Linked DNA regions of Homo sapiens: all the other regions are linked to region 1. The links are chromatin loops, found by intact Hi-C in ENCODE. Cell type or tissue: A673. All regions are shown on one strand.

Region 1 (8,000 bases):
GGTGGCTCATGCTTGTAATCACAGCACTTTGGAAGGCCAAGGCAGGTGGATCACTTGCGGTCAGGAGTTCGAGACCATCCTGACCAACATGGTGAAACCCCATTTCTACTAAAAATACAAAAATTAGCTGGGTGTGGTGGCACGTGCCTGTAATCCCAGCTACCCAAGAGGCTGAGGCAGGAGAATCGCTTGAGCCCGGGAGGCAAAGGTTGCAGTGAGCCGAGATCACACCACTGCACTCCAGCCTGGGCCACAGAGTGAGACTCTGTCTCAAAAAAAAAAAAAAAAAAAAAAATAGCATGTCAACTCTTTTTTTTTTTTTCTCTTAACCTCTCTTCAGAGACCTCCTGCTACTCCATGTGATGATTTGTTCTTTAAACCTATGGCAGAGTTGTCCTCTTGGGTCTTCCTTTCCTCTTCATCTTGTATCTTCTTGAAAATCTCATGATGGATTCACTATTTTCTCTATTTCATGATTCCTCTTTTTAAATTTAGCGTCTAACTTCCAGTAGCTTTCTAATAAAAGATGCACGGAGGGAAAATTTTCTGAGTATTTGAAACTTAAATTACTTTTATTTTTACTTTCAGCATTTTTTTAGAATACATTGTTGTTAACTACAGTCACTCTGCCACACAATAGACCTCTTAAATTTACTCTTTCTATCTAACTGAAATTTTGTATCCTTTTACCTTTGTCTCCCCAGCTACCCACAACTCTGCCCCCAGTAACCACCATTCCTGCTTCCTTAAGTTTAACTTTTTAGATTTCACATATATGTGACATTATGCAATATTTGTCTTTCTATGTGTGGCATATCATTACAAATGACAAGATGTCCTTCTAAGACTGAATAGTAGTCCATTGCATATACGTATCAAATTTTCTTTATCCATTATCCATTGATGGACACTAAGATATTGAGTCCATACCTTGGCTATTATGAATAATGCTGCAATAAACATGGGAGTGCAGATACCTTGTTTTCCATAATTGCTGTACTAATTTACATTCTTGCCAACCGTATACAAGGGTTTCCTTTTCTTCACATCCTTGCCAACACTTATCTTTTGCCTTTTGATATTAGCCATTCTAACAGGTGTAAGGTGATACCTTACTGTTGTTTCAATTTGCATTTCCCTAATTATTATTGATGTTGAGCATTTTTTCATATATCTGTTAGGCATTAGTATGTGTTCTTTTGAGACAGGTCTATTCAAATTCAGTTTTTAATCAGGCTATTTTCTGGCTACTGAGATGTTTGAGTTTCTTTTACATTTTAGATACTAACCTCTTTGGTTTACAAATATTTTCCCTCATTCTCTAGGTTGTCACTTCACTCTATTGATTATTTTCCTGGCTGTATGAGCTCTTTTGGGTTGATGTAATCCTGTTTGTGTATTTTCATTTTCATTGTTTGTGCTTTTGGGGTCATATCCAAAAAATTATTGCCAACACCAGTGTTGTGGAGCTTTTCCCCTACGTTTTCTTACAGTGTTTTCACAGTTTCTGGTCTTACATTTAAGTTTTTAATCCATTTTGTGTTGATTTTTTTTATATGGCATGATATAAGGGTCCAATTTTATTCTTCTGCATGTGGATATCCAATTTGCCTACTATCATTTATTGGAGAGACAGTTCTTTCCGCCATTGTATGTTCTTGGTACCTTTTTCAAAAATCAATTGACTTTAAATTTGTGAGTTTATTTATGGTCTCTTTATTCCATTCCATTGGTCTACGTGTCTGTTTTTATAGAAGTACCATGCTGTTTTGACAACTTTGTGGCTTTGTAGCATATTTTGAAATCAGGTAGTCTGATGCCTTCAGTTTTGTTCTTTTTGCTAAAGATTGCTTTGTCTAGTCAGGATCTGCCATAGTTCCATACATATTTTCTATTTCTGTAAAATAATGTCATTGGAATTTTTATATGGATTACATTGAATCTGTAGATTGCTTTGGGTAGTATGAACATTTTAACAACATCAGTTCTTCCAATCTATGGGCATGGGCTATCTTCCCATTTATTTGAGTCTTCTTCAATTTTTTTTCAATGTTTTATAGTTTTCAGTGTACAAATCTTTTACCTCCTTGGTTAAATTTATTCCTTTGTTGTTTCTGTTGTTAATGTTGTTGCTTAGCTATTATGAATGAGATTATTTTCTTGATTTCTTTTTTGGATAATTCACTGTCAGTACATAGAAATGTTACTGATTTTTGTATGTTGATTTTGTATCCTGCAACTTTTTTGAATTAGTTTTAAGCCCTAATAGTTTTTTGGTGGAGTTGTTAGGATTTTCTATATATAAGATCAAGTCGTCTGAAAACAGGAGCAATATTTCTTCCTTTACAATTTGCACATTAGTAGGGTTTTTTCAAATTAAAGACTTCTCCTTAGCATTTCTTGTAAGATGGATCTGGTGGGGGTAAATTCTCTTAGCTTTTGTTTGTCTGGGATAGATTTTATCTCTCTTTCATATTTGAAGAATAGCTTTGCTGGATACGGTATTCTTGGATGGAAGTTATTTTCTTTCAGTACTTTAAAAATGTCATCCAACTTTCTCCTAGCCTATATGGTTTCCATGGAGAAGTCTGTTTCCAAATAATTTGGAGTTCCTTTATATGTTATTTGCTTCTTTTCTCTTGCTGCTTTTAGGATCCCCTCTCTGTCCTTGATCTTTGAGAGCTTGATTATTACATGCCTTTTGGTCATCTCATTTGGGTCAAGTTTATTTGAGGTTCTTGGACCTTACTATCTGGATATTTATCTTTCTCAAGTTGAGGAAAGTTTTCTGTTATTATTTATTTGAATAAGCTTTCTACTCCTTGCTCTTGCCCTTGCTCAGCTCCTTCTTGAATACCAGTAATTCTCAGATTTGGTCTTTTGAGGTAATCTTCTAAATCTTGTAGGAAATCTTTGTGTTTTTTATCCTTTTTCTCTCCTGACTGTATAATTTCAAGTAGCCTGTCTTCAAGTTCTCTGATTCCTTCCTCTGCTTGATCCATTCTGCTGTTAAGAGCCTCTAATAAATTTTTCAATTCAGCAAATGTATTTCTCAGAGCCAAGATTTCCATTTGATTTTTTAAATTATTTCAATCTCTTTGTTAGATTTCTTTGATACATTTCTGACTTGCTTTTCTGTGTTATATTGGAGATCACTGAGTTTCCTTAAAACTGGATTTTGAACTTTTGATCAGAGAGCTCACATATTGTCTTCTCATTGGTTCCCCATTTGCCCTTGTTCTTGTGGATGTATATCTATTTCTTTGCATTGAATGATTATGTATTTAGTCCCGTCTTCTCTGTCGGCTTGCTTTGGTTTTAATTGGTTATATTTGCTTAGAGATTCTTTGTAATGTAACTGTTGAATGTCTTTCTTTTTTTTTTTTTTTTCTTTCGCTAGATCATGCCCTCATTTTTGGCACTAGATGGCACTATAAGCCCAGGTTCTTCCCAGCTCTAACAATCAGAATACTGCCCATCCTGAATAGGGGAGGTCTCAAGGGGGATATCATGGCAGTGTGGGAAAGCTGGCTTGGGCTCATGCCCAGGGGACCTGTGGAACGTACCTCCTACAGCATTGTGCTGCTGAACAGCCACTTTAATTTGGCTTCTCCATTGGCTGAGTTACACAGCAGAATTTTCAGGGCTGGGTATGATAGTCCTGCCTCCCTACTTTCTCACTAGCTGCCTGCAGGAGTAATTTCTCTCATTTAGCAGTCACAATGCTTCCTGTAAGTTGAGGAAGAGATGAGTCTCCTGTCAGTGAACCAATGATGGTGGAGAAGCTGGTTGTCCACCTTGACTCACTTTTTCCAGTGTTTTAAAAACTGAGAGTTACGGGAAATTTTCCCCATGCTTGCTGTTAAGCAGAGTGGGAAGAGGAGCATTGTGGATTTGGAAATCTGATTCTCCGATCATCTGCTCACAGATTTTAAGTTTTCTGTGGCCCCAGGAAATGACTCATCCTCATATTTGAGTTCTGGGATATTGCTGGTAATAACCTAAGCACTGTATATTTATTTTTTTTTTTATGGCAGTAGTGAAGCCAGTTTGCTTCTACACAATCATAATGGAAACAAAAGTCTGAACAGGTCAGCTTCTTTAGCAATTGTTATGCATTTTCTTTCTTTTGCTTGCCTAATTGCTCTGGTTAGGACTTCTAGTACTTTGCTGAATATAAGAAGTGACAGTGGGCACCCTTGTCTTGCTCCTGACCAACTTTTCACTATTGAGTATGTTGTTATCTGTGGATTTGTTATATATGACCTTCATTGTATTGTGGTACATTCCCTCTATACCTACTTTGTTGAGAATTTTTATTATGAAAGGATGTTAAATTTTGTTAAATTCTTTTTCTGCATCGATTGAGATGATCATATGGTTTTTGGGCTTCATTTGGTTAATGTCATATACAGCATTTATAAATTTGTATATGTTGAACCATTCTTGTATCCATGTGATAAATTCTGCTTGATCATATTGAATGATCCTTTTAATGTGCTGTTAAATTTAGTTTGCTAGTATGTTGTTGATAATTTTTGCATCTATGTTCATCAGGGATATTGGCATGTAATTTTCTTGTAGTGTCCTTGGTCTGGCTTTGGTATCAGGGTAATGCTGACCTGGCTGAAAATGAACTCTGAATTTAAAAAAGAAAAAAAATAATTAAAAAGAAAATGAAATTGTTTTTACTATAATCTCAAATTTGATTAAAAATTTGGCTTGTTAAAAGTTTCTGAACAGTAAATGTTTTTCTCTCAAATTTTTAAGACATTGTTCCCCTAGCTTTCTCTCCCCAGATTGTAATAGGGTACTACCAGTAAGCCTAGTTTTATCTGGTATGGTGTTTTCTTTTCATTCTTTAAGTATATACTGAAGCTACTATGTACCACATATAGAATCTTATCTACCCAGAAAGGCTCTATATAGTAATTAAGCACATAGACTGAAGATAGGCTTTCTGGGTTTAAGTCTCAATTTTGCTCCTTTCTAGTATGGGAACTTGTACAAGTTGTTTTACCTCTCTGCGTCAGTTTTCTCACTTGTAAAATTGAGAAGATTAAATGAGTTATTCCTTGATGTGCTAGCATGTAGTTTGCATGAAATAAGTGTTTTCTATTATCATTAAGGTTCTATTTTGCATGTGTTATCAAGTAAGAAATCTTTAGATAGTCAGACTTTGCTCAAGTATGCTTTAATAAACCACTTCTGCTTGTAGGATGGGTTTGTTTCAGTTAGAGTTCACTATGTTATTGGTTTCAGTATGATACTAAACTTGCCTGAGACAAACTAATGCAAAATATTTTCAGTGAGTCCAAAAAAATCAACTCTTTAGTGACCCTAGAATTCTAGGATACAGTGAATTACTAAGTGGGACTTCATGGTAATTTCACCTAAGTGAATACGTAACGATAAAGATTCATTATTTATGGTAATGTACAGTAAAATCAAAGGGCTAATGCCTACTTAAGGATTATTTAATATCGACAAAATACTAGGTGGCTTTCAGGCTATAATAACCTGTCCAGTGGAATTATAATCCAAACCAGATAGCAATAATGCTAAGATAAGTAGGGAGGATTGCTAGGGCCAGTCTGTATAGACAACCTGTTGTGCTAATTGGAAAAATTTTACTCTTAGCTCTTCATGATTCTATTTTGGCTTCCATTCTCCTTCTTTAAAGAATCCAGGATAAATTATAATTGGTTTTGAAGAAGAAAAAACTAAATGTTGACTGTCCCAACTTAATAAATACTTTGGTATTTTGTGTCACTAAGAGCAGCAAGCAAGAAGCTCAATGGGGAAGAAAATTGTTTTTTTAAAATTATTATAGGAAAGGCATTCAAGAAGTGACTTTGCAGCTTTGTGATTTCACTTGAGTCATATATCTATAAATATTTGAGAAGGAAAAGCCAATTAATTTCCTGAGATTCAATTTATTTTCATAATTTTTGATGAAAGTTTACATTTTCCAAGAGTTTTCATAGCCAGACACAACTGCCACAAAGAAGAAATCAAGAAACCAAAAAAGTAAAGAACATTTACAGGAGAACAGATAAAATGAAAAAGAAAATGAAAAAAGGAATTAAACATACTTAGAAAAGAAGGGTTAACATGTCAGTCTTTTGTGAATGAAGAGAAATTAGTAAAAACATTTAAAAGAAGAAATAAGGAGAATAAAAATGAAAATATCTCTCTGAAATTATTAATTTATTAATTAGTTTACAGAGAATAACAATTAAAGGCAACCTGCACAATTCCTGAGTTGGCAGGCACTAACTCATTATGTTTGCATTTCCTTAGCTAATCAAGCAGCCAGCTATAGCACAATGGAGTGAAGCTCAGACTCAAAGTAGAGACATCCCCATAGAGTACACCTAGCCAACTTCTATGTGCCACACCCCCTTTATTCTTCTAGGAAAGTGAGAGGAACACAGTGCCTCTTTGGCAAATGCTTGATGAATATGAAATATTAAAGTCTCAGGCAAAACAAATTAAATTACATTGTGAAAGCACTGAAGGAAAAGTATTAAACTTCAAGTAATGGTTCTGTGCGAGAATGTGGAAATCACATTCAGAAAATGTGCTGACTCTGGCCATACCTTGTCTTTTTTCTGCGTGTCTCTAAAGACAGGTCATCATTTATTGCTTATAGCATATTTCAAACAGCTTTATTGACGTACATTTTACAAATCACAAAATTCACCCATTTTCATGAGTTTATAACTTAGTTATTCTTAATAATCAACCATAATCATAAATCAGTCGTAGAACATATTTATCTCCTCAGTAAGATTTCTTATGTCCATTTAGAGTTAAACTCTTATCCTACCAGTAGCCCCAGGAAACTCCTAATCTACTTTCTGTCTCTGTAAATAAAAATCATACAATACGTAGCCTCATATCTGGATGCTTTCACTTTACACATTTCTAAAGTTCATCTATAAAGTAATATTCAGTAGTTTGTTCCTTTTTATTACTGGATAATATTCCATTGTATAGATCTACCACATTTTGTCTACCCATTCACAAACTGATGGACATTTGGGGTTTTCCAGTTTCTGACTCTAGGAATAGTGATGCTGCTATAAAAATTCACTCAAAAGTCTTTGTGTGGACTTATGTTGTCATTACCTTGAATAAATATGTAGAGTTGGGTGGCTAGATCATGATAGTTTGGTTATTAACTTTTTGAGAAACTGCCAAACTATTTTCCAAAGTGGCTTTGCCATTTTACATTCCTATCAGCAATGTATGAGAGTTCACATTTTCCACATCTTCAATAAAATTTTTTATTGTCTTCCTTATTTATTACAGCCATTCTAGTGGAAGTGAAATGATATCTTATTATGCAGATTATCTAAGATATCTGAGGTTTGCATTTCCCTAATAACTAACGATGTTGAGCAGCTCATAGCATTTCGAAGTTGCAAACTCCTTACTTCACAAATTCGGAGATGGACAGCGAAGTGATTTATGTAAAAAAATTCAGAAATTTAGTGGCAAAAACATAATATCCATGTTTTGGCTCTTTAGTGCTTTTTTTTCTAGAAATCAAAAAATATAACCATATTACTTTATATGTTTATGGTTTAATATTTTAAAAATCATATTATTTAAAAACATAACCATATTATTTAAAAAGTCTTTCAGCAGATTATAACTTCCTATAAGCAGGAATGAAGATCTGTGTCTGTCACTACACTTGGTACAATTTTATGTCATCTTTATCTTTCCTTCCCTTGCTGTTATAGAATCTAGCAGATGTTTGTTGCAAGATAAATATGTAAATAAGTGAATGAATGAATGAATGTCAATAAATATTAAAAGCAGAATGTGTATCTGAGGAAAAGCCAACAATGTGGGAAAGATCTTACACAACACATGTATGTGAAATTATTCAACATCTCTTTAAGCAACAGGCGAAGTAAGTCACTTCCTCTTACACCTACATTGACTGTGTGCTCACCACTCCCACTTATACTTTCTAAGAAATTTCC
Region 2 (8,000 bases), 710 kb after region 1:
GGTCTCAAACTAGTGGGCTCAAGCGATCCTCCCACCTTGGCCTCCCGAAGTGTTGGAATTACAGGTGTGAGCCACCATATCCTGCCTCAATGGTAGTCTAATAAAGACAATTTGTAATCCAAACTTGAAAAAATATCAACTCAGTTCTCTTACATTTATGTTTAATAAATGTTGCAGGGAGATGAACTCAGAACTTTGTATCTTAGAATATTTGCAGTTTCTTCTTATTATAGTTATTTGGGTCTTTGTCTCATCATCTACTCTATGAGCCTCCGGTGGAAGGAGACTGTGATTTCACCATTGTGGTATCCTTTGCAGTGCGAGTTCCCAGTATATCATTTGCCAAACCCTGGTCCCAAAATATGCTCCTCCAGGGAGAAATGGTCCATGATATAATAAGCTTGGGAAATGTTGCACACTCACTATGGCCTCTCTAAGTGCTTTCCAACTCGCATTAACTCACTGAATGCACTGAAAAGCTAGGTAGAAGAAAATCTTCACAATCTATATGTCTGTCAAAGGATTAATATCCAGAATCTGCAATGAACTCAAATCAGTAAAAAAAGACAGTCCCATCAAAAAGTGGGCTAAGGACATGAATAGACAATTTTCAAAAGAAGATATACAAATGGCCAACAAGCATATGAAAAAATGATCAACATCACTAATGATTAAGGAAATGCAAATCAAAACCACAATGCAATACCACCTTACTCCTGCAAGAATGGCCATAATCAAAAAATAAAATATCAGTAGATGTTGGAGTGGATGCGGTGATCAGGGAACACTTCTACATTGCTGGTGGGAATGTAAACTAGTATAGCCACCATGGAAAACAGTGCGGAGATTCCTTAAAGAACTAAAAGTAGAACTACCATTTGATCCAGCAATCCCACTACTGCGTATCTACCTAGAGGAAAATAAGTCATTATTTGAAAAAGATACTTGCACATGCATTTTTATAGCAGCACAATCCACAATTGCAAAATAGTGGAACCCACCCAAATGACCATAAATCAATGAGTGGATAAAGAAACTGTAGTATATATATATGATGGAATACTACTCAGCCATAAAAAGGAATGAATTAACAGCATTTGCAATGACCTGGGTAAGACTGGAGACTATTATTCTAAGTGAAGTAACTCAGGAATGGAAAACCAAACATTGTACGTTCTCACTGATATGTGGGAGCTAAGCTATGAGGACGCAAAGGCATAAGAATGATACAATGGACTTTGTAGACTTGGAGGGAAGAGTGAGAGGGGAGCAAGGGGTAAAAGACTACAAATATGGTGCAGTGCATACTGCTTGGGTGATGGGTGCACCAAAATCTCATAAATCACCATGAAAGAACTTACTCATGTAACCAAATGCCACTTGTACCCCAATAACTTATGAAAAAAATTTTAAAAAGGGAGCTCTAACTCTGTTTAACTTCATGTTTCTCAAACTTACTTGATTATGTTTGTTTTTTAATAGCCTCTTAATATTTGGCGTAACCCTCCTCTTATAGTGGCTAGTGCAGTGTTTGCAAAGTAGGTGGGCAGTAGATGTAGGGCATTATGTTGTATGTATTTATATTACATTTCATATGTTTCATTTTATATAAATCTTAATGCTACACAACCTTTTTTAGATACATCTTGCCATTTATTATTTAACATAATTTATATATTTACCAAATATATTTCAAAAAATATGTATATATATGATAAAACCAGAATTAATATTTTAAATTTACCAAAAGCCCTTGGGAAAATATTATTGTAACAGCTCTTTAATCCTGTCCACATTAAATAGATTTGATTTTTCTCATCAGTTTAAGAACCCTTAGGCTACTGGAAAGAGAATTGAGTTCCATATGTGAAATGTGCCCACTTAAATTAAAATGTTAATTAAAACAATAGCAACAATTGTAAAAACAATGGAAATTTCTGTTCTTTTAAAATGAATCGTGTTGGATGAAGTTAACTCTGAAAAAGTGAGATTCCATTTGGTGATACATGAAAACTATCAAAGTTAAACACAATATCCAACTCTCAGCTCATAAATGTTAGAGTAACATCTGTTCTGATGACTCCTCTTGTGGGAGCAATAACAGATAGGTATTTCCATAAATGGGTACACCAGAAAGCAGAAACTTAGCATGCTAAGTACAATTTTTAAAAATCTCATCTATGATAGAAATCATTCCTAACCACACATTTCTCATTCTTATTATCAGCTCAAAGAAAATATAATTTGACCCATTCGTCATGACTCTGAGATGACCTCCTTTTTGCTTCTTACTCTAAGTAGTCCTGCACTGCAGCTGTCTTATATATTCATTGTCAGCATCTCACTTGGCTGCCAATATGCCCTTCTCAGATGCTCTTTTCTCCTTGTCATCCATGCCCCACCAGCTGGACCCATCCAGATCTGGCCTCTAATTTGAAGATAATAGAGACATAAGATAAACTGTTAAACCAGTAGCTGGGTGTTTGTAGCAAGCATTTGTAAATCAATAAGGCTACGTAAGAATCTGAAACATTGCTTCATAATTATTACTGTTAATTTTTATTCTCAAACGCTGGGAGGTATATTTTTTTCATTTTTGTTATTACATACTAGGTGTATATATTTTATATATTTATGGGGTATATGAGATATTTTGATACAAGCATGCAATGAGCAATAATCACACCAGGGTAAATGGGATATCCATCACCTCAAGCATTTATCTTTTAGGTTACAAACAATCCAATTATACTCTTTCAGCTATTTAAAAATGTACAATTAAATTGCTATTGACTATAGTCACCCTGTTGTGCTATCAAATGCTAGATCTCATTTATTCCTTCTAACCATAATTTTTTGTTTGTTTGTTTTTTGCGATGGAGTCTCGCTCTGTCACCCAGGCTGGAGTGCAGTGGTACTATCTCGGCTCACTGCAAGCTCCACCTCCCGGGTTCACGCCATTCTCCTACCTCAGCCTCCCAAGTAACTGGGACTACAGGCGCCCACCACCAGGCCCAGCTAATTTTTTTTTTTTTTTTTTTTTTTTGAGACAGAGTTTCACTCTGTCACCCAGGCTGGAGTGCAGTGGCAGTGATCTCGGCTCACTGCAAGCTCCGCCTCTCAGGTTCATGCCATTCTCCTGCCTCAGCCTCCCAAATAGCTGGGACTACAGGCGCCTGCCACCATGCCCGGCTAATTTTTTGTATTTTTAGTAGAGACAGGGTTTCACCGTGTTAGCCAGGATGGTCTCGATCTCCTGACCTCGTGATCTGCCCGCCTCGAGAGACAGGGTTTCACTGTGTTAGCCAGGATGGTCACGATCTCCTGACTTCGTCATCTACCCGCCTTGGCCTCGCAAAGTGCTGGGATTACAGGCATGAGCCACGGCATCCGGTCTCTAACCATAGTTTTGTACCCATTAATCCCCACTCCCCTCCCCGTGCCCCACTACTGCCCTTCTTAGCTTCTGGTAACCATCCTTCTACTTTCTATCTCTCTGAGTGTCGGGAAGTATTTTTACAGGGGAGGAAATGAAGGCAAAGAGAGAGGTAAAGTGACTTGCCTGAGCTCTGACAATTAAAGGGAGCATTGACATTTAAATGCAATTTTACATGGCTCCAACACTTAACGGTCTTCTTAGCTCTCAGAGAATGATCTAACCTCCAAACTCTTAGGTTTCCCCATCGCAGTCCCCTGTGCATGGACTATGTCCATCTCCACCTGCCATTATTTCCCCCTTTTCCTCCTCGGCAGTTGTCTTATGCAAACATAATCCTTCTGGTTCACTCAATGCAGCCACAAAGTTCCAAGGAGCAAATTGGAAAGATCCACATAATTTAGCAGAGTTCTTTTCAGCACACATTTAACTATCCAGGGATTCCACTGTTTTTCATTGAATGATGGTGATGTAAGAAAAAAAAAGTAGTTCATTGAGGGAAGAAGATACCACTAACCAACAACACAGTCTCTAACCAAGGAGATCACAGATGGCACATCAAGGTCAACTGGCAGGAATCGCCTTCATGAAGGGCTCCCAGAAGCTGAGTGAGAAAGGTACCAGGAAACATTTCTTTCCTTGGGGAGAGATACCTTTGATAATTATTAAGTTATTTTCTGAGTTCTCTGATTCCCTGTGGAAATGACTTTCTAATTTCTGTACTTACCGTTACTATCTTTTGATTTCCTCTTTCTCCTGTGTTTGGGCCCCTAAGACACCAGCATGCTTCAGATGCCATGGTACTTAGACCCAACTCTTGGTTAGCACTCCCTCTAGTGGCAGCTCCATGAATCTCCAATAATTACCCTCAGTTGATAAGTGTCTGAATGATCAAAATCACAGAAGAGTTTACTTACTTAATTTTTATTTAGCCTTTATTTCTGTAATCTTAATGACCAGAAAAATAACTATAAAATTTATCTAATATTATTTATGTGCAAACTACTTCCATTTTTTACTATTAAAATAATTCTTATTCTTTATTGAATATATTTATGTATAGATTGAAAACATTTCCTTAGGTTAAATCCTCAGTAGCTGAATTTTGAGGACATTGAATTTGTCTCTTTATATTAAATAAAATTATACAAAAAGGGTTTTTAAAGCATTACAACACAACTCTCACCAGCCTTGGATCTCATATTTACATTTTTAAGTGTCAAGTAATACCTCATTTCAAACTTGTTACTTCTCTGGTAGTTAGAAGTTGAACATTTTCTGTGTTTGTCTACCATTTGTCTTTCTCAGGTATGAATTATCTACTCATATATTTTTTCTGGTTTGTCTATCAGGATCTAGATATTTCGATATGAACCAGATGAGTCAGTGTAGGCAGAGAGATTCCTCTTTATAAAATTGAATACTAACATTTCCTTGGTCACACTTGCTATTTACCTAGCAAGACCTTGTCTGTTACTAATGTATAGTCTATTGTTTAATTTACCACACTATATTTTACCATATGCTACATGTCTGTCTCCTGTACAGGATTGCTAATTTCTTGAGAAAAATATGAAGTGACTGGGGACACATTAAAGACACTCAAAAATGTTGTTAAAGACACTCAAAAATGTTGTGAGAACAGGAAATCTTCCTAGACAAAATTTCCTAGAGAAAATCTCCAATATGGGGCTAAGACCCCTAGCACCTGCAGGCAAAAGTTTTTTTCTTGTCAGAGGAAGCAGATGATATTACCTGATACCTGTGTTGCAATGAGGGATGAGAACTTGCAATTTCTATAAAAGAATAGGGAAAATCTTCTTTACCACCATTTGGAGTAGAGTCCAAGAACATTGTAATTGAGTCTCATCATACATTCTTTGCTGTGTCCCTGAATGAAACAAGAACAATAAGAACCTTCATCTCTTTGGAGGGGATGACTTAAGTTGTCACGACAGGGTGTCGCTGAAGGCCAGGGAGAATCCTTTTGCCACCTGACACCATTGCCAGGTTAGCTGGTTGTATACTGGCTCCGGGATCCCCAAGACTATTTTGATGGGTGAAGACAGGTGCCCTTGGGCAGGGGGTTAAAGCATTGTGGTTTATATTTGGACTCTGAAATTAATAAGAAACAAAGGGTGAATCAAACCCTTTAACCCCTCTCACTCTCTGCATGTGTTAAGATTAGGTTTTCATGGAGATCAAAATAAAATATGGTCTGACCTGGAGAAGGGAGGTTGCCTGCTTTGTTTGGCAGCCTGGGCTAGCTCACAGTTCCTGAACTGGGTAGTCACTTAGCAAATGTTAGGTTAATGAGTGGACACAGGAAAGAATTCTGAATGCACCTGTGTTCCCCAGCCAACTGTTTGGATTTTTATTTGGTTGTTCTAAAAGGTATAAATTCTTAAGCTGACATTTTCTGTTTTCTTTTCTTGTTTCAAAATTTAGAAAGGTGTCCATTCAAAGAACTGACAGATCTTTGGTAGTAGTTTTTCTACCATAATTTCACATCAGATTATTTACTTAGATGGAGTTGATTTTAGTGTGTGGCAACAGCAATCACTTTTCTTGAGTAAGAAATGAAATAAATCTTCCAGCTTGATTACTGTCACATATGTTGTGAGATAAATCACAAATTTTATGTAGTGTTAGCAAAGTTGTATGAAACAATATGTTTTCTTTTTGTTGCTGTTAAAACTTCAGTTATTTCTATAAGCTTTTTAGTGGCCTTCTGTTATTTATTCTGATCCAAGAGTAGTTTTTTTTTTCTGGTCAAAGCACCTCTAATTCCCTCTCAGTTTGTGTGGTTTGTAAGGAGCTGATGTCTGCTCTGGAGATGGTAAGGAGCTCAGGACTGGCAGTGACATTTTGATACTATTGGGAAAAAGTTTCTCTTTTCTCTCTGGAGCTGCTAAGCTGGTAAGAAGTAAAATTAGAATTGACCCTGAGCAATCTTTCCACTGCCCTAGAGAGACAGCGTGAGAGCTGTCTCTTGAGAAATCCTGCCTAACAATGGAGATAACATATGGAAAGCTAAACTGACAGTCAGATTTCTGAGATGTCTTTTAAGTGCTTGGATCCGGCAATGTGTTGCTTAGACTTTTTCCATTTGAAGAGCTAATCCATTTTTCTGTTTAATAAAATAAGTTGCCATTGGGTTTCTGACACCCAAACTAAAAAAGGGTAATGAAGTTGTGGCGTATTTTAAGCTCTCTTTCCAGTGAACTTTTATTTTTCTTAAGTTGATGCAGATCCCAGCAGTGAAGCATGATTTTTTTTTTTCATTTTCACAGTTATTCTCAATGATCAGCAGGGGTGACACTAGTAAGTAGCTCAGGGCGGTTGGAAGTCTACTAGGCTTTTCAAAATTAACATGGCCAAGACAGGATTTTCTATTTCAACCCCAAACTGATTCCTTCCTCTAGCATCCCCCATTACAATAAATGACATTTGTATTCACCTAGCTGCTAAAGTACCATCTAGAGGTAATTTATTTTTCCTGTTCCCTCACGTGTTACATCTAATCTACCAACAAATCTTTGTCAACTCACCTCCAAAGCACATTCCAAATTCCTCTTTCCTTCAAGCCATTCTAATCCTTTGCTTGCACTCCTGCAAAAGCCTTCCAAGACAGCATGTGTTCTACACAGTCATTCCAGTGGTCTTTTAACAGGTAGACCAGAGCAGAGATCTCAGTCTTCCCAGAAACCTCTGGTGGCTTTCCACTGCCCTAGGGATAAGATCCAAATTCTTGGCAGGGTGCAGTGGCTCATGCCTGTAATCCCAGCACTTTGGGAGGCTGAGGTGGGTGGATTACCTATGTCAGGAGTTCAAGACCAGCCTGGCCAACATGATGAAACCCCGTCTCTACTAAAAATAGAAAAAAATAGCTGGGTGTAGTGGTGTGTGCCTGTAATCCCAGCTACTCAGGAGGCTGAAGCAGGAGAATTGCTTGAACCTGGGAGGCAGAGGTTGCAGTGAGCTGAGATTGCACCATTGCACTGCAGGCTGGGCAACAGAGTAAGACTCCATCTCAAAAAAAAAAATCCAAATTCTTCACCACACTTATAACATCCCACATAATGGGCCATCATATCTGTCTTACACCACTTCCTCCCTACCCATTGTGCTCATCAGTGTGCTACCTGATTCTTGAGGGGTTATTAGAAAGTTGTCAGGACATATTAAAACCAAATATTTAAAGAAATGCATAACTGCAGGACATAGTCTATTTTCCATCCGGTGGTAACTCCACAATTTTCAGAGAGCAACACTGATGGTTATTATAACCTTTCTTAGATCCCTAAGCTTCTCTACCTGTTTTATCTCGATACTTAAAACAACCATAATTAGGTATGTTGTGGTATTATTGTCATTGTTCAGAGAAGCGCAATGAAACCAATGCAGGTTTTAACTTACCCAAGGTGATAATGATTAGTAAACTACTAATCCAAGACTGGAACTCAAGTCTCTTGTGTTCTGGATCATTGATTTTTCCTTCTGTTATTTTTTGGTAATAATTAGAGGGGGGTCAGAGTAACTCTATCTCTATAAACTTTTATCA
Region 3 (8,000 bases), 910 kb after region 1:
ATCTATGGTGAAGCTTTGGTGGAAGAATGGTGAAGTCACTAGTGCTTTACAAAAAGTTTATGGGGACAGTACTCCAAAGAAAACAGTTTACAAATGGACAACTCATTTTAAAAAGGGATGAGACAATGTTGAGGATGAAGCCCACAGCAGATCATCCACATCAATTTGAGAGGAAACAATTAATCTTATTCATACCCTAATTGAAGAGGCCCGACAATTAACAGCAGAAACAATAGCTGACACCATAGACATCTCAATTGGTTCAGCTTACACAATTGGGATTGAAAAATTAAAGTTCTGCAAGGTTTCTATTTGATGGTTGCCAAAACCACTGCACCCAAATTAGCTGCGGTAAGAGCAGAGCATTCAATGGATTTTTAAAAATGAGATCAAGATCCTGAAGCATTTTTTGACAAACTGTAACAGGAGAAGAAACATGGCTTTACCAGTATGATCTTGAAGACCAAGGACTATCAAAGCAATAGCTACCAAGAGGTGGAAATGGTCCAGTCAAAACAAAAGTGGGCCAGTCAAGAGCAGAGGTCGTGGCAACAATTTTTTGAGATACTAAAGGCATTTTGCTTGCTTACTTTCTGGAGGGCCAAATAATGATAACATCTACTTATTATGAGAATGTTCTGAGAAAGTTAGCCAAAGCTTCAAGAAAAAAAAAAAAAAAGTTTGGGAAAGCTTCACCAGAGAGTCCTTCTCCACCATGACAATGCTACTGTCTGCAGTGCTACTCCACAGTGACAATGCTCATTCCTCTCATCAAATAAGGGCAGTTTTGCAAGGGTTTTGATGGGAAATTTGTAGGCACCCAGCTTATAGTTCTATTTGGCTCCTTCTGACATATTTTTGCTTCCTACTCTTAAAATACCTATAAAGGGCACCCATTTCTCTTCAATTAAAAAAGTAAATAGACTACATTGGCATGGTTAAATTCCCAGGGCCCTTAGTTTTTTATTGATAGACTAAGTGGCCGGTATCATTGCTTACAAAAGTGTCTGGACCTTGATGGAGTTTATGTTAGAAAACAAAGCTTATATTTTTTATTTTTATTGTTGAATTCAAATTTTCCATAAACTTTTGAAGTCCCCTCATATGCTAAGGGCTTTAATGGAAAAGCAGACAATATGCAAGAACAGATGGTTAATCTAAGAAGCAAGATTGACACTTTAAGAATCAGAAGGAAATGCTAGAAATAAACACTGTAACAGAAGACTTTTAAAAATTTATTTGCTAGGCTAATCAGTAGGCTAGACATGGCTGAAGAAAGTCAGTGAGCTTGAAAAGATGTCAAACTGAAATGCAAAGAGAAAAAAGAAATGAAAAATGGAACAGAATATCCAATAACTGTGGGATAATTACAAAAGATATCACATGAATATAATGGGAATACCAGAAAGAGAAAAAGAAACAGAAGAAATATTTGAGTTAATAATGCCCGAGAATTTTCCAAAATTAATGCCAGACACCCAACCCCTAATCTAGAAAGTTCACAGACCACCAAGCAAGATAAATGCTGAAAGATCTATAGCTAGGTATACCATATACAAATTACAGAAAACCAAAGACAGAGAAAATCATGAAAGTGGCCCTAAAATAAAAACACCTTATTTAAAAGAAACAAGGATACAAATCGCATAAGACTTCTATTCAAGAAGCATTCAAGGACGAAAAATGTGGAGTGAAATTTTTTTTTTTTTTTTTGAGACAGAGTCTTGCACTGTTGCCCAGGTTGGAGTGCGGTGACGCGATCTCGGCTCACTGCAACCTCTGCCTCCCAGGTTCACGCCATTCTCCTGCCTCAGCCTCCCGAGTAGCTGGGACTACAGGTGCCTGCCACCACATCCGGCTCATTTTTTTGTATTTTTTAGTAGAGACAGGGTTTCACTGTGTTAGCCAGGATGGTCTCGATCTCCTGGCCTTCTGATCTGCCCACCTCGGCCTCCCAAAGTGCTGGGATTACAGGCGTGAGCCACCGCACCCGGCCTGGAGTGAAATATTTAAAGTGTGACAATAACCCACCAAGCTACAATTATTATCCATAGAAATTTTCCTTCAAAAGTAAAGGAACAATAAAGACTTTCTCAGACAAACAGCAACTGAGGGAATTTGTGAGCAATAGACTTGCCTTGAAAGGAATGTTAAAAGAAGTTCTTCAGAAAGAAGGGAAATTATGGAAGTTAGAAACCTGGGTCCACATAAAGAATAAAAAAAAAATCAGAGAAGGGATAAATGAAGGTAAAATAAAATATTTTATTTTCCTCATTCTTAATTAATTCCTTAGAGTATTAATAGCTAGCAATGTGTTGCATCATTATAGCATACGAATACATGAGAAAAATGACAGCAAGGGTATTGGGGATGAAAGAGAGACACTGAGAATACTCTGTTACAAGGCACTGGCACTACCCAGGAAGTGCTATAGTGATGCTTGTAATGGACTAAGATTGGTTGTGAGTGTATCCTGGAAACTCTAGGGCAAACATGGAAGAAACAACTTAGGGCTCTACCCATCGCAAAGCTACTATACCAGTCCTGGAGAGTTTATGTTTATGTGAGGGAGAAATTAATTTCTATTTTATTTAAGCCTTATTTTTTTGATCATGACAAGAACATTTAAGATGAGATTTACTCTATTAACAAATGTTTATGTGCACAATGCCATGTTGTTAATTGTAGGCACAATATTGTGAGCAGAGCTCTAGAATTTATTTATCTTGTGTAAGTGAAACTACATACATTGAAGGGCAGGGGCCTGTTTTTTAAAGTTGTTTTGTTTTGTCATATACAGCCAAATAAAATGAATACTAATAATAAATAATAAAAACTGGCTTATGAATATATAGAAAAACTGCAGGGTTTTATAACTATTAAAAAATTAAATCAGTGCTTCAGGTCTTCCCACAAGGATCAAACAGGGTGCAAATGAATAAACAGGTTAATTCTACAAAGCTTTGATAGAAGAAAGAATTGCAGTCCCACAGCAACCAATTTTAGGATGTGTAACACAGAACACTCCCTAACGCTGAGATCAGGATAGCTTTGATAGAAACGTCTGAAAAGAACAGTATAAGGAAAGAAAGTGCCAGGCCACTTCTAATGATAGAGGAAAATCCAAAACAAACTCTTGGCAAACTGAATTGGACGATGTATAACAAATTGATAATTAATACTTTATGACAAGCTGTCTTTATTCCAAGAATGTAAGGTTGGTTCAAAATAGAAAATCTTTTCATGTGATTTGCCATGTGTATTAGTTTTCCATTACTGATGTAATAAATCCTGAAAATTTATCATATTATAGTTCTGAAGCTCAGAAGTCAGATGGAGGCCTCACTGCACTAAAATGAGGGTGCCGACGAGGCTGAATTATTTTCTGGAGGCTGCAGTGGACAATTTGTTTCCTTGGTCATTCGGATTGTTGGCAAAATCCAGTACCCTGTGGCTGTAGCACCGAGGTCTCTGTTCTCTTACTGGCCATAAACTGTGTGCTGATTCCAGCTTTGGGAGGCCATGGCATTCCTTGGCTCATGGTTTCCTTTCTCCTTCTTCCCAGCCAACAATGGTGGGTTAGTCCAATACTGCATCTCTCTGACCCACTCTTTCCCGCCCTCTTCCATTTTTAAGGATCATGTAATTAGACGGGGCTCACCTCTATCACCCAGGATGATATCCCCACCTCAACATCTTTAAACTTGATCCCTTCTGCAGAGTTCCTTTTGCCATGTGGGCTAACAAACTCACAGCTGCCAGGGATGAGATCATGGACGATGTGCCTACTGCATCATACTAAGAAACAGAGGGAAGAAAACTGTGGAATCATCACAATGAATTTTAAAGTAATATTTGAAGACATTAAACATTTTATCATTATTAATCTCTTACGAATGGATAAATTATGTATTTTAAAGAATTCCTTCAGAAAATATCATGCTCAATGATAAAATACTAAAAGTATTCCCCCAAAGATATGAGGAAAGACAAGGATACCAGCTATCCACTCTTATTTTAACCATTTACTGGTTGTTCTAGCCAATAAACTAGTATAAGACAAAGCAGGAGTACGAGGTTTGGAAAGGAGAAAGTAAACTATCATTAACTTCAAGTAATATAATTGTTTTCACAGAAAAGCCAAAAAAACTATAAAAATTGCTTACATTAATAATTTATATTTTTTTCTGATATTAATAAAAGACAATTGTATTTTATACACCAGCCATAGTTTTAAAACATGCAGTTTCAATAAAATACATAGTTTGCAAGTGAAGTAAGGAAATACAAGGTATTCAAATCTGTGCAAATCTGTGCAAAGCAAATATGGAAAAGTTATAAAATATTTTTCAAATACTTTTTAAAAAATGCTAAATAAATTGGGAGACATGTTTATGAATAGGAACATTTCCTTCTTTCCTGAGGTCATTTGGAGCCATGACTGTGATTTGTCACATTTGCTTCCTAGTGGCGTTTGTCCAATCAGTTGGGGAGGAGCACAAATGGACTGAATGGAAGGAGGATGGAAAGCTCATGGAGCCACAGCCTCACCTCAAATTCCTTTCACTCCTGGGTTCAGAGATTTCAGATGAGGCCCTGAGGTTATTGGATATCTTGGGTTTGATTTACCCTTGTGCTTTCGGGTTTATTCCAGGAGTCAGTATACTTAATATATGCAAATTTTGTTTTTTACTAATTCTGGGTAATCTTCACTCCAGAGTGATAATTTAATTAGCTTTAGTCTTCAGTAACAAAGTTCTTTGAAATTATTTGCCCTGAGACTGAAAATCCCTGTCAAGGAAATCTCTGTTGTCAGAATATAGGCTTTGCTGCCCTCTGCTGTTGGATAGGGGTAACTCTTCACCGAAGAAGACTGTGGAGCCAGGAGACCCTCGAAGGGAGGCAAAGGCCAAGGATGAGGAGTCAGGAGGAGAATGGCTCTTATTCTGGACACTGGCATAGGTGATACAGCCATGCACATCTCTTCCATGGAATTAGGAGGAATTTCTGCAAACCTTCAAGGACTTCATGGATGTTTGATAAGAAATTTTGCAAAAGAATGTATTTCCAACTAGAAAGTGCAACATGATTTTAAAATATGTAATACCAGTATGCTTATTGATAGTTGTGTTTTTTCTGTATCACAAACTACCAGATGCTCCATCCATTTCTCTTTGGTCCACATCTTAGATCCACCGCTGACATCAACTGGATTGATTGGATTATCTGGAGATCATTATGAAACAAAGAGTAGCATATAGATGGTTTATGGGTGATTACTCTCAGAAGGTGCACCTATGAAGAAGTTACACAGACAGAATTGTGCAGAAAGAGAAGCCGAATAACAACATAGTTAGAACTGCTGCCACAGCCAGTCTCATGGGGAGCTCTGGAGCTGAGATGGCCTTTTGGAATTGTCCCAAATTAAGGGAGACTGGGCCTTTGTGTCCCTGCATTGGCCAATTATTGGCCATGGGCGAGCTCCTGTGAGGTGTATAACCTTGGACAAACCAGTTCCCTAAAGTCAAGTGCAATTTTCTGTCAGGGTCACATTATAAATTAGCAGCTGATATTTCCAGACGCTGAGACCAGGCTATGTTGGCCCTGAAGTGGGGATCTGGACTGTGTAACACAGTATCTATTCAGTGAGTCTTGTTAGGAAACTATGGAATCTAAAAATTAATGAAATCTCTAGTTGAAGGGTGTCTACATTCCAGTGTTAGGTTTCATTTGATGTTACTTGAGCTGAGCTTGGAGAAATGGAAGTCTTTACACAAGAGGATGCATTAGAGAAGGTCAGACATATGATGTAAATGACATAAAGGGTTAGAGGAAGAACATTACAGAAGTCTCTGCAACAGCAATATTCTGAATAAACAGGTAACTATTGTGAAGAGGAACAGGAAGGTGTAAGGTTGGTAAGATTCAGCCAAATCAAAGATATAAGTTTTAGAGATTGTTCATAGCTGACTAGAGACCACCGCCTCATCTCACCACAGTATGACTAGCTGTGTGGTATTAGGCAAGTTACTCAATCTCTGAGAGCTTCAGTTTGCTTATCAGTGTCAACAGGGAATAATAATAGTACCTTCCTCAGACAGTTTCAGTGAAAATTCGAGACCTACATAAAGCTGGAACCCCAAAGGCTACAACCTTAGTGTTAGGGATGAACAGCAAGTAAATCTTACGTGTTTGTGTGTGTGTGTGTGTGCAGGCACGTGCACACCTGGGCATGTTATATGTGCACATATTTACATATGCATATCTACATCTATGTAATGTCCATCCGTATCTGTATATCGGTGGTTTTCAATTGGGAGTGATTTTTCTTCCATGGAGATATTTGGCAATGTCTTGAGACATATTTGGTTGTCGTGGAGTGGGAGTGTTGCTGGCATCTAGTGGGTGGAGACCACAGGAGACGCTGCTAAATACCCTATGGTCCTGACAGGACAGTCCCTGTCAAGAAAAAAAATGACCTGACCCAAAATGTCAGTAGGGCTAATGTTGAGAGATTCTGTATCTCTATATCATCTGTCTATTTTTCACATCAGGAGCCTCTAACCCCCAGGTCATGGACCAGTACCAGTGCGTGGCCTGTTAGGAACCAGGCTGCACAGCAGGAGGTAAGCTGCAGGCGAGGGAGGGAAGCATAATCTGTATTTACAGCCACTCCGCATCGTTCACATGACCGCCTAGAGCTCCGCCTCCTGTCACATCAGTGGAGGCATTAGTTTCTCAGGAGCCTGAACCCTATTGCAAACTGCACATGAGAGGGATCTAGGTTACGTGCTCCTTATGAGAATCTAACTAATAATGCCTGATGATCTGAGGTGGAACAGTTTCATCCAGAAACCACTCACCCCCCAATCTGTGGAAAAACTGTCTTCCACAAAACCAGTCCCTGGTGCCGAAAAGGGTGGGGACCACTGTTTTACATCATAGCTCATTTGTCACTGGGTATAACCCAGCGTAAAAAAAAAAACAAAAAAAAAAAACTATAATTATTGTTCTGATGATTCCAGGGAACAGAAGACATTTCCAGGTTCCTACTGCAATATCTATTCCCTAGTTCTTTATTAACAGAGCCCGTTTTTCATAATGCAGCATGTCTGGCTCATTTCTCAGTTTGCTTGCACCAAGGGTGGTCATGTTGCACAATTCTGGTGAATGAACTGTCAGTTGAAGTCTTCTAGAAAAGCTAATGTTTTCCTGACAAAAAGGAAGATACTAAAATAATACACTTTGTTTTCTTTCCATTGTCATTTCCATGCCTTCCTGCCTGCAATGCCCAAAAGACTGTTAGACGTATAGCAGCCACCTAAAAATCATGCAGGTAAAAGCCAAACATAGGACCAGTAGAGCAGAAAGAGAAAAAGGAACCATGTAGGGTGGGTGGGAGGTGGGGGTGGATTCTGTTTCCTGCAATATTATGCACTAGGTATCCCAAAGGCATCACCCCAAGAAAAAATGACTTTTAAAAATCCATGTAATATGTTGGAAACAAAGATCTCTTCCTTTAGCTCATTCTGCAAGAAAGTAACAATTCCTTAGAAACCCAAAAGGAAGTGAGATAAGTGAATGCTGATCCTAGCTTTTATTTCAGGGAATCGGTCAAGCCCTGTTGCCTTTAAACTTCCATTTTTATGGTTGCATGTGGTTCATAAAATAGGAAATAAACCCAAAGCCCGTTCAAGGTGGTGAGTCAACTAGGAATTGCCCACATGAAGTTGAGACCCCAAAGAAACACATTTTTTTGTGGTAAACAAAAACAAACCTACAGCACCGAAGAAGATGGCAAGGAAACACACATATTTCAATGTTAGCATTGCAGGAAAAAAGGTTTAACCTAAGAATTTATAACCATAAACCATTTCTCACAAGCAGATAATTTGCATTAAAGTTAGCCTTGATTGATAGTGTTCCAGGAAACTGGAAGAAACAGACAGAAATTCTCTCTGGAAAAATGCAACTTCAACCCAAGCCTTAAAGTATTCCCA

What was found. Hi-C counts contacts between places; a loop is a spot of excess contacts. Peaks named below come from ENCODE experiments on the same cell type or tissue, not always from the same donor. Only the 100,000 strongest peaks of a DNase experiment are listed, where the experiment ranks them.
Region 2: a loop joins it to region 1, with 3.0 times the contacts of the local background. A loop is called at or near these places in 4 of 110 quality-filtered maps.
Region 3: it touches region 1 in a loop (5-fold over the local background); 5 of 110 quality-filtered maps call a loop at or near these places.

Annotation. Positions count from the first base shown.
Region 1 is chr2:17,467,571-17,475,570 of GRCh38, forward strand. No RefSeq gene overlaps it. Among named protein-coding and RNA genes, the nearest start is that of RAD51AP2, 47 kb to the right of the region's middle. In A673, a CTCF peak has its summit at 3,412 (motif pointing right); DNase peaks (open chromatin) are centred at 3,501 and 3,891.
Region 2 is chr2:18,174,672-18,182,671 of GRCh38, forward strand. No RefSeq gene overlaps it. Among named protein-coding and RNA genes, the nearest start is that of KCNS3, 300 kb to the left of the region's middle. In A673, a CTCF peak has its summit at 4,276 (motif pointing left); a DNase peak (open chromatin) is centred at 4,250; H3K27ac peaks cover 2,868 bases.
Region 3 is chr2:18,373,396-18,381,395 of GRCh38, forward strand. No RefSeq gene overlaps it. Among named protein-coding and RNA genes, the nearest start is that of RDH14, 180 kb to the right of the region's middle. In A673, a CTCF peak has its summit at 4,858 (motif pointing left); DNase peaks (open chromatin) are centred at 4,596, 4,826, 6,686 and 7,146; H3K27ac peaks cover 3,432 bases.